3 separate regions of the Homo sapiens genome follow, and all the other regions are linked to region 3. Evidence: chromatin contacts called from ENCODE Hi-C or POLR2A ChIA-PET data. All regions are on one chromosome and are shown on one strand. The core of a region is the stretch at or near the end of the contact, and the rest is flanking DNA. Distances in the headings are between cores, read along the strand shown.

Region 1 (3,350 bases), core at 78-2,577, 280 kb after region 3:
CCATTGACATCAGAGCTGCCATGTGTGGCTCCTGGGTGCCTGGAATGTGCTTGGTCTGAACCGCGATATGCTAGAAAGGTAAAACACAGAGTTATTTTCAAAAATTTAGTTGCAAATATTTATATACTTCATTAATAATTACATATTCCTCACACATTAAAATGATATTTTGTATATATTAGGTTAATTACATTGTTACAATCAATTCAACCTGTTCCTTGTTATTGTTGTTGTTGTTGTTGCTGTTGTTGCAGTCTGTCACTAGGCTGGAGTGCAGTGGCGCAATCTCGGCTCACTGCAACCTCTGCCTCCCGGGTTCAAGCGATTCTCCTGCCTCAGCCTCCCCAGTAGCTGGGATTACAGGCATGCGCCACCACGCCTGGCTAATTTTTATATTTTTTTCAGTAGAGACAGGGTTTAGCCATATTGCCAGGAGGGTCTCAATCACTTGATCTCGTGATCCACCAGCCTCGGCCTCCCAAAGTGCTGGGATTACAGGCGTGAGCCACTGCGCGTGGCCTCTTGTTTCTTTATATTTTTCACCCCCCAAAACGGAGTCTCGCTCTGTCCGCCCAGGCTGGAGTGCAGTGGCGCGATCTCTGCTCACTGCAACCTCCTCCGCCTCCCGGGTTCAAGCAATTCTCCTGCCTCAGCCTCCTGCGTAGCTGGGATTACAGATGTCCACCACCACGCCCGGCTAATTTTTGTATTTTTAGTAGAGACGTGGTTTCACCATGTTAGCCAGGCTGGTCTCAAACTCCTGACCTCTTGATCTGCCCGCCTTGTACTCCTAAAGTCCTAGGATTACAGGCGTGAGCCACCATGCCTGGCCCCTTGTTTCTTTTTAATTTTCTAGTTTGGCTACCAGAAAATTCAAAATTCACGTGGCTCACATTTTATTTCAGAGGATTACCTCCTTTTTAAAATCTCAGGCTGCCTGCTCAAAGGACCGTAAGCCAGGAAAGTAAAAAAACCCTGAAATTTTAAAACATTTGTTATTATATCCTTTTCATTTATGTATAGCCATATGATATAGTATTTACAAATGCATATGACCTTATACGCAAGGTTGAATGCAAATACCCTTTGGGGTGGGCCTATCTCAGCTCAAGGAGGAAGCCCTGCCTGAAAAGGCTGCAGCCTAGGCGGTCACTCTTTCTTCATTCAGCCCAGCATCTAATTACATCTTCTGTCAGTCAGGGCCTGAGAGGGTGGGGTTTTAAACGTTATCCAATCAGCGACGCTGGGCTGGGAACTGTCCAATCAGGCACGCAGCTTGAGCGGAGAGGACGGCTTCCGGGATGTGGCGGGATTTGTCCGCTTCTTTGTCTTTGGCTGCCGCTGGAACTCCGGGTCTCGTCTTCACTGCTCTGTGTCCTCTGCTCCTAGAGGCCCAGCCTCTGGTCCTGTGACCTGCAGGTATTGGGAATCCACAGCTAAGACGCCGGGACACCCTGGAAGCCTAGAAATGGTGAGAGTGCGGGGTCCAACATCCCGAGAGAGGGGAAGGGCTGGTTGGAACCGGTGGGAAGTGGCTGTGGCGAGACTCAGGCCTCCCCGCAGTCAGCTCTACAATCTGCGCCCCGAGTTCTCCTTGCCCAGCTCGGCCTCAGTCGCCTTCAGCCATAAGATGGCGGTTGCGCCGACAGCCCGGCCCCCGGGCGTCCTGTCTCTTCCCTGCATAGTGACTGTGCCCTTGCCTGGAGCCCTCTCTGGGGAATCTCTGCACCCGCAGCGCCGCTTCTCTACCGGATTGTGCAGGGACCGTGGGAGGGTCGTCAGGGGAGAATCCTGACTTGGGGTGCGGGTTCATGAATGGGAAGAGGTTTGTTCCGTGGGGTTCCCAGTTCCTATTATCTCCTATTAAAAGTTAATGGGAGTCACTGCAAAAATATTAAAAGAATTTAATCAAAGAGTGGTTCTAGGCTGGGCGCGGTGGCTCACGCCTGTAATCCCAGCACTTTGGAAGGCCGAGGTGGGCGGATCAGAGGTCAGGAGATCAAGACCATCCTGGCTAACACGGTGAAACCCCGTCTCTACTAAAAATACAAAAAATGAGCCGGGCGTGGTGGCGGGCGCCTGTAGTCCCAGCTACTCAGGAGGCTGAGGCAGGAGAATGGCGTGAACCCAGGAGGCAGAGCTTGCAGTGAGCCGAGATCGTGCCACTGCACTCCAGCCTGGGCGACAGAGCGAGACTCTTGTCTCAAAAAAAAAATTAACTTATTAAATAATTTAATCAAAAAGTGGTTCTAGAATTGTAGAGCACCAAGCTGTGGTTTTTAGTTTGTGGTCTATGGGAGAGGCTTGAAAGAAAGTCTTTTGTAAAATGCATGATGAAGAAAACCAAATTTAGTAATTGGTTAGGTACAGTTACGTGGTTTTTTAATTTGTACATTAAAGGTGAAAATTTCCTGGTTATGTAATCGGAGCTCAATTGGCAGTTTATAGTAGGTGAAGCCTCAATTTTGTTTCTCTGAATTTAGTAATTAAAAATAATGCGCCTGAGTTAGATTTTTTAAATTGAAGTAGGAACCCAGGGACTAGAGAAACCTCAGTCTAATTGCCTGCCACTTAATTATTTTCACACTCCACAGGGAACTGATTTTCTGCTGCATTTTTCACCTGGGTCCCAATCAGGGTCTTAAGTCTAACCCCCATCCCTCATTACTCCAACCTCATTCTTGCTTGCAGTAAGATACTAAATTTCCAATTTCTTCTGGGGTTCCCAAATGCCAGCTTTTCCTCCCTAATTCACATTATCACGTATTTGTGTTTTTTTGTTTGTTTTGTTTTGTTTTTGAGATGGAGTCTCGCTCTGTCTCCCAGGCTGGAGTGCAATGGCGCGATCTCGGCTCACCTCAACCTCCGCCTCCCGGTTTTAAACAATTCTCCCACTTCAGCCTCCTTAGTAGCTGGGATTACAGGTGCGCGCCATCATACCTGGCTAATTTTTGTGTTTTTGTAAAGACGGGGGTTTCACCATGCTGGCCAGGCTGGTCTCGAACTCCTGACCTCAGGTGATCCGCCCGCATCAGCTTGCCAAAGTGCTGGAATTACAGGCGTGAGCCACCGGGCCTGGCCACTTATTTTGTAGTGTACTTTTTTATACCGTATTTTAATTAATTATTTTTTGGCAAGGCATTAAATGGTGCTTTTTTCTTTTCTTTTTTTTTTGAGACGGAGTTTCACTCTTGTTGCAAAGGCACATTCTCGGCTCACCACAACCTCCGCCTCCGGGTTCACGAGGTTCTCATGCCTCAGCCTCCCAAGTAGCTGGGTTTACAGGCATGCACCACCACGCCCAGCTGATTTTGTATTTTTAGAAGAGATAGGGTTTCTCCATGTTGGTC
Region 2 (2,915 bases), core at 181-2,680, 400 kb after region 3:
TCTGGCCTCATGGACTCTGAGGTTACAAGTCCCCTGGTCTATCACAGGACCATACACATAAGAAATAAAAAAAAATCGGCTGGGCGTGGTGGCTCACGCCTGTAATCCCAACACTTTGGGAGACTGAGGCGGCTGGATCACCTGAGGTCAGGAGTTTGAGACCAGCCTGGCCAACATGGCGAAACCCCGTGTCTACTAACAATAAAAAATTAGCCGGGCGAGGTGGTGCGTGCCTGTAATACCAGTTCCTCAGGAGGTTGAGGTACTAGAATCGCTTGAACCCGGGAGGCGGAGATGGCAGTGAGCCAAGATTGCCCCACTGCACTCTAGCCTGGGTGACAAAGCAAGACTCCGTCTCAAAAAAAAAAAAAAAAGACTCCAATCAAAAAGCAAATAAGTAAATAAACAAACATAACGTTTATAATAAGTAATTGTGTTACAAAGAAATATAGTTATGTCCCCTAAACCAAGGTCTCACAGAAAAGGAAGCCTGTGCACAGACTGGGTCAACTGTGTCTTCTCTACTGTCCCTACCTCAAAGTTGGCTTCTTCCTTGTTGCCTAGAAAATCGTCGCCCTGACTGGGTATGATTGTTCTTTGATCAGTATATGCATATATATGTATTTTTTCATTCTTTCCTGGCTGATTATTGCGTGGGTGGTTGTTTGGCGCCTCCTAGCGGCCGGCTAGCAGTACAGGCCTCCTCCAGAGGCCGCTTGGGCTGACGGCACGGCTTGTGGCCCACAGGGGCGGCCACCTTTCTAGAGTTCTCTTGTCCTCTGGAGCTCCAGTGGCAGCTGCCGAGGGAGGGACAGCCCCCGCTGTGAGCTGAGCAGAGCTCGGGAGTCCTGCAGACTTCAGCAGAACAGTCCCGATGGTGCCAGAGCTCTGGCGCGTCCCTTGTGAGTCATAGCTCTGGCGTGTAGGGCTGTGGAGGGGAGGCTGTTACCGTGCTCCCGGCATGAGCTTAGTGTGGGGCTGCCCGGGCTGGTCCCCAGCTCACCGCAGCTGCGGAGGCCCGACCCTCGGAACCCACCAGGCATGATGCAGGGGGCCGGGGACACCCCCCAGGCCCGGTTGCGGGCCCATGTGTGTCCTGGCCGTTTGAGGCTCTGGCCGATTTCTTTTCCCAAGTCCCCATGGAGAATCAGGGACCGTCCTGTGCCATCTTCCGAGAGCCTGGAAGGGTCCGCCCGTGGGCTTTCCGAGCGCCGAAGGGGCCACATGCTGCTCTGAGGGTGCCGCAGGTTCGTGGGGCTCCCTTGCTTGGTGTCCACCCCCTCTGGTTTCCTCCTCTTCCCACCCTGCGGGTGGCTCGTCGCCCTGGCTGGGACGCCGCTGTGGGAGCGTGGTGGGATGGCTGAGGCGCGGGCGTCAGAGGGTGTGGCCCGGCAGCCCCCGTTTCAGGGGTGGCTGTGTGGTCTGGAAGTGGCGGTCCAGGTCCTGGGCCTCTCCCACTCAGCAGCGGGGAGGAGGGGTCGGCGGGGAGTAGGGGCCGGTCGCCCCCCCTTGAGCTCTTCCCCGTCTTAGTGGACCAGCAGACAGTGTGGGAGAGCGCTGGGAAGGAAGGTTGGCGGAGTTATACTCCAGACGGACGGGCTCAGGCCCCGCGCGCCACACTCGGCCACACTTGGCGCGTAGTGTGGACCCGGTGGGCCTCTGCCCTCGCCACCGGCTGGCTTCTCTGTCCAGCCGCTGGGTCGACCAGATGTCAGCCCCAAGGTTAGGGTTTGGCCTCCAGCTTGAGATGTTTAAGACGGACTAGATAGCTCTCGCCCGCGGCAGTACCGCTTAGGTCCAGCAGAGGGTGCGATTACGGCTCACGCGCCCTCCACCTGCCCGGACTCACCCAGGTCATCCTCCCTTTTCTTTTTTCTTTTCTTTTCTCTCTTCTCTTCTCTTCTCTTCTCTTCTCTTCTCTTCTCTTCTCTTCTCTTCTCTTCTCTTCTCTTCTCTTCTCTTTCTCTTTCTGTCTGTTTTTCTTTCTTTGAGTTTTCGCTCTTGTTGCCCAGGCTGGGGTGCAATGGGGCAATCTCGGCTTACTGCAACCTCCACCTCCCGAGTTCAAGCGATTCTCCCGCCTCAGCCTCCTGAGTAGCTGGGATTACAGGCGTGCGCCACCACACCCAGCTAATTTTGTATTTGTAGTAGAGATGGGGTCTCCATGTTGGTCAGGCTGGTCTGGAACTCCCGACCTCAGGTGATTCGTCCACCTTGGCCTCCCAAAGCACTGGGATTACAGGTGTGAGCCACCATGCCCGGCCCCATCCTCCTGTTTCTGCCTCCAGAGTAGCTGAGGCTCGGGATCTTTCTGGGTTTTTTTTTCTTTTTTTCTAGCCCCACTTTGAGTTTGTTTCCACGGTACATTGAGTTACTATTGTTTTGTTTTGTTTTGTTTTCTCTCTTAAGCACCTTCCTGCACACTGAAGTTGCTGTTTTAAATTTCTTCTTTCATACGTGTGTGTGTGTGTGTGTGTGTGTGTATGTTTTTTTAAATGAGGTCTTCTTAGTCACCCAGGCTGAAGTGCAGGTGTGTGATCACAGCTCACTGCAGCCTGGACCTCCTTGGGCTCAGGGGATCCTCCGTCTTAGTTCTCCCAGTAGCTGGTACTACAGTCACGTACCACCACACTGGCTCTTTATTTTGCATTTTTTACTTTTTATTTTTGTAGAAATGAGGTTCTGCCATGTTTCTCAGACTGGTCTCGAACTCCTGTGATCAAGCAATCCACCAGCCTTGACCTCCCAAAGTGCTGGGATTACAGGCATGCACCATCCTGCCTGGCTGGCTGGCTATCTATCTATCTATCTGTCTATCATCTCTCTCTGTCTGTCCAGCTCTGTCTATCTGGCTGGCTCTGTCTCTGTCTTTCTGATCTATCTATCTATCATCTTTTTTTTTTTTTTTTTTTTTT
Region 3 (3,386 bases), core at 107-2,606:
TTAACCTTGGATACAATAATAACTGGTGGTTTTGTGATGGTTTCTTTAGCATTTTATCTATGTTGATTAGTATTTGGAATTCTGTAAAAAAAAATTTCCCTATCCTTTTTTCTTTTTTATTTATTTAAAGTTTTTTGTGTATCAGTGTAAATGCATGGGTATTTATTTATTTGACTTGATTTATTTTATAGGTCAGTGCTCTAATTATTCATTTGGATGCTAACATTGTTCCAGGATGGACCATTGGGAGTTCTTTCAGGCTGGCTCCCTTTGACATGTTCCCATCATTTTTTAAAATTAAAAAAAAAGAAAGAAAAAACATTTTGAGGCTGGGTGCGGTGGCTCACGCCTGTAATCCCAACACTTTGGGAGGCCAAAGCGGGCAGATCACCTGAGGTCAGGAGTTCAGGACCAGCCTGGCCAACATGGTGAAACCCCGTGTCTACTAAAAATACAAAAAATTAGCCGAGCATGGTGGCGCGCGCCTGTGATCTCATCCAGCAGTGCTTTACTTGTAATTATTTTATTCCTGCTGCCGTCTCCTCTTTCTTTGGCCACTATCTGTTCCACCCCCGGAACGGAAGAGAGATGTTGGTAGGGAGAGGCTCTTCCTTCACCTCTGGCAGAAAAGGTTTGCTTGGGCCCTTCACACCGCTGACATCAGAGCTGCACTTCAATGTGGCAGTTATTGGCCATGTGTGGCGCCTGGTCTGAAGTGCGATGCTAGAAAGGTAAAATACAGAGTTAGTTTCAAAGATTTAGTTCCAAATATTTATATACTTTATTAATAATTACATATTTCTCACACATTAAAATGAAAATTTTTTTGATATATTGGGTTAATTAAATTGTTACAATCAATTCAACCTGTTCTTGTTTCTTTTTCAAGTTTGGCTACTAGAAAACTTAAAATTCACATATGGCTCACATTTTATTTCAGAGGATTACCTCCTTTCTAAAATCTCAGCCTGCCTGCTCAAAGACCAGAAAGAAGCCAGGAAGGTCATAAAATCTGAAATTTTAAAATAATTGTTATTATAAAATTATATTTTTTCCTTTGTGAAGAGCCATATATTATTTATAAATGCATATGACTTTACACACAAGTTTAAAGGCAAATTCCCTCTGGGGTGGGCCTGGCTCAGCTCTGGGAGGAAGCCCTGCCTGAGAAGGCTGCAGCCTAGGCTGTCACCCTTTCTTCACTCAGCCCAGCAACTGATCACATCTTCTGTCACTCAGGGCACGAGAAGGTGGGGTTTTAAAAGTTATCCAATCAGCGACGCTGGGTTGGGAACCGTCCAATCAGGCCTGCAGCTGGAGCGGACAGGACGGCTTCGGGGATGTGGCGGGGCCTTTGTCTCTCGCTGCAGCTGGAGCTGCAGGTCTCGCCTTCACTGCCCTGTGTCCTCTGCTCGCAGAGGCCCAGCCTCTGTGGCCCTGTGACCTGCAGGTATTGAGAGATCCACAGCTAAGACGCCAGGTACCCCGGAAGCCTAGAAATGGTGAGAGTGCCGGGTCCGACATCCCGAGAGAGGGGAAGGGGCGGGTTGTAAGCGGTGGGAAGTGGCTGTGGTGGGACTTAGGCCTCCCCGCAGTCAACTCTACAATCTGCGCCCGGAGTTCTCCTTGCTCAGCTCGGCCTCAGTCCCCTTCAGCCATAAGATGGCGGCTGCGCTGACTGCGGGATCCCGGGCGTCCTGTCTTTTCCCTGCGCAGTGACTGGGCCCTGACCTGGAGTCCTCTCAGGGCAGCTCTGGACCCTCAGCGGCGCGTCTCTCCCGGATTGTGCAGGGACCACTGGAGGGTCCCAGGGGTAGAATCCTGACTCGGGGTGCGGGTTTATGAATGGGTCCGTGGGGTTCCAGTTCCTCTTCTGTTGAAAATGTATGGGAGTCACCGTTAAAACACTAAAGCATTTAATCAAAGCGTGATTCAAAAATTGTGGAGCACCCAGCTGTGGTTTGTAATTTATGGTTTATGGGCGGGGCTTGAAGTAAAGACTTTTATAAACAGCATGATGAAGAAAACCAAATTCAGTAATTGGTTAGGTTCAGATACATAGTTTCTTAATTTGTAAAATAAAGGTGAAAATTTCCTGGTTATGTAATTAGATGTTAATTGGCAGTTTATAGTTGGTTAAGGATGAATTTTGTTTCTCTCAATGTAGTAATTTACTAAAAATGCACCTCAGTTAGATTTTTTTTTTTTAAGATGGAGTTTCGCTCTTGTTGCCCAGGCTGGAGTGCAATGGGGCGATCTTGTCTCACCGTAACCTCTGCCTCCCGGGTTCAAGCGATCCAATGCTTCAGCCTCCCAGGTAGCTGGGATTACAGGCATGCGCCACCACGCCCGTCTAATTTTGTGGTTTTAGTAGAGACGGGTTTCTGCATGTTGGTCAGGCTGGTCTCGAACTCCCGACCTCAGGTGATCTGCCCTCCACGGCCTCCCCAAAGTGCTGGGATTACAGGCGTGAGCCACCGCGCCCAGCCAGATTTTTTTAAAAGTAGGAATCCAGGGACTAGAGACACCTCAGTCTAATTTCCCGCCGCTTAATTATTTTCACACTCCATGGGGAACTGATTTTCTGGTGCATTTTTCAACTGTGTCCCAAGCACTGTCTTAAATCTAACCTCCCGTCCCCCATATCTCCAGCCTCACTCTGGCTTGCAGTAAGATATTAAATTTCCAGTTCCTCCTGGCATTCCCTAATGCCAGCTTTTCCTCCCTAATTCACGTTATCACCTGTTTGTCTTTTAGTGTACTTTTGTATACCATATTTTAATTAATTATTTTTTGACAAAGCTTTAAATGACGCTTTTTAAAAGGTTTGTTACCTGTTTGTAACTTTCCCATGAGAAGAAAGCAAAGAATAATCCCCTGACACTGTATTGTAAAATTTCTCTGTGCCTCTTCTCCTTGTATCTTCTCTAGGTACAAAGATCTTGTCAGAATGTTTTTGGGTCAAGGTATTCCTTTGAAACCTTTATGAGGTGATGTGTCCTCAGCCACCCTTTAGTTTTTTTCTGGTCGTGGGTTTCAGTACTGTCTGGGGATCAACCAAGATATCCACCATGGTTATGTCAGCTAAAGTGCCTAGTGAATATCAGCTTCTGGTTTATTTTCTTCCATAGGGCGACCTGAGGTCTGGAGTGTATCCTCTCAAGGGAGCAAGTGGATCCCTGGGGCAGAGAGGAAGCTTCTAGTGTACTCTTACTTTGAAAAGGTAATCAGATGCTGGTACTGAGGGGAAAACACAGAAATAACATCTGCCTCCTGGATTGTCTAAGGGGTAGAAATATAATGAAATAAATGTAGTGAAAGAAAAAATAGTGTTAAAAAGAAAAAAAAATTGTGACAGAAAAAATAGTATCCCAAAAGACCAAAAA

Evidence for each region. Hi-C counts contacts between places; a loop is a spot of excess contacts on that map. ChIA-PET counts read pairs that join two places held with the same protein, here RNA polymerase II (POLR2A). Pooled maps may share reads with other maps.
Region 1: a loop to region 3 is called in a pooled map, with 5 times the contacts of the local background. The contact joins the promoter of ZNF738 here to the promoter of ZNF714 in region 3. A Hi-C loop is called at or near these places in 1 of 37 single-sample maps with no recorded cell type and 8 of 50 pooled maps. POLR2A ChIA-PET finds 5 or more read pairs at or near these places in 2 of 52 experiments (both WTC11).
Region 2: a loop to region 3 is called in a pooled map, with 4 times the contacts of the local background. The contact joins the promoter of LINC00664 here to the promoter of ZNF714 in region 3. A Hi-C loop is called at or near these places in 1 of 168 maps with a recorded cell type or tissue (mammary epithelial cell) and 5 of 50 pooled maps. POLR2A ChIA-PET finds 5 or more read pairs at or near these places in 1 of 52 experiments (B cell).

The regions. Positions count from the first base shown.
Region 1 is chr19:21,357,673-21,361,022 of GRCh38, forward strand. It overlaps ZNF738 (zinc finger protein 738), which reads left to right and starts at 1,328. Exons shown (of 5, transcript NM_001355237.2): 1 at 1,328-1,471. The coding sequence starts at 1,469. RefSeq lists enhancers at 41-598, 1,390-1,689.
Region 2 is chr19:21,482,285-21,485,199 of GRCh38, forward strand. It overlaps LINC00664 (long intergenic non-protein coding RNA 664), which reads left to right and starts at 1,431. Exons shown (of 11, transcript NR_037194.1): 1 at 1,431-1,722.
Region 3 is chr19:21,080,847-21,084,232 of GRCh38, forward strand. It overlaps ZNF714 (zinc finger protein 714), which reads left to right and starts at 1,357. Exons shown (of 5, transcript NM_182515.4): 1 at 1,357-1,502; 2 at 3,132-3,223. RefSeq lists an enhancer at 1,696-1,845.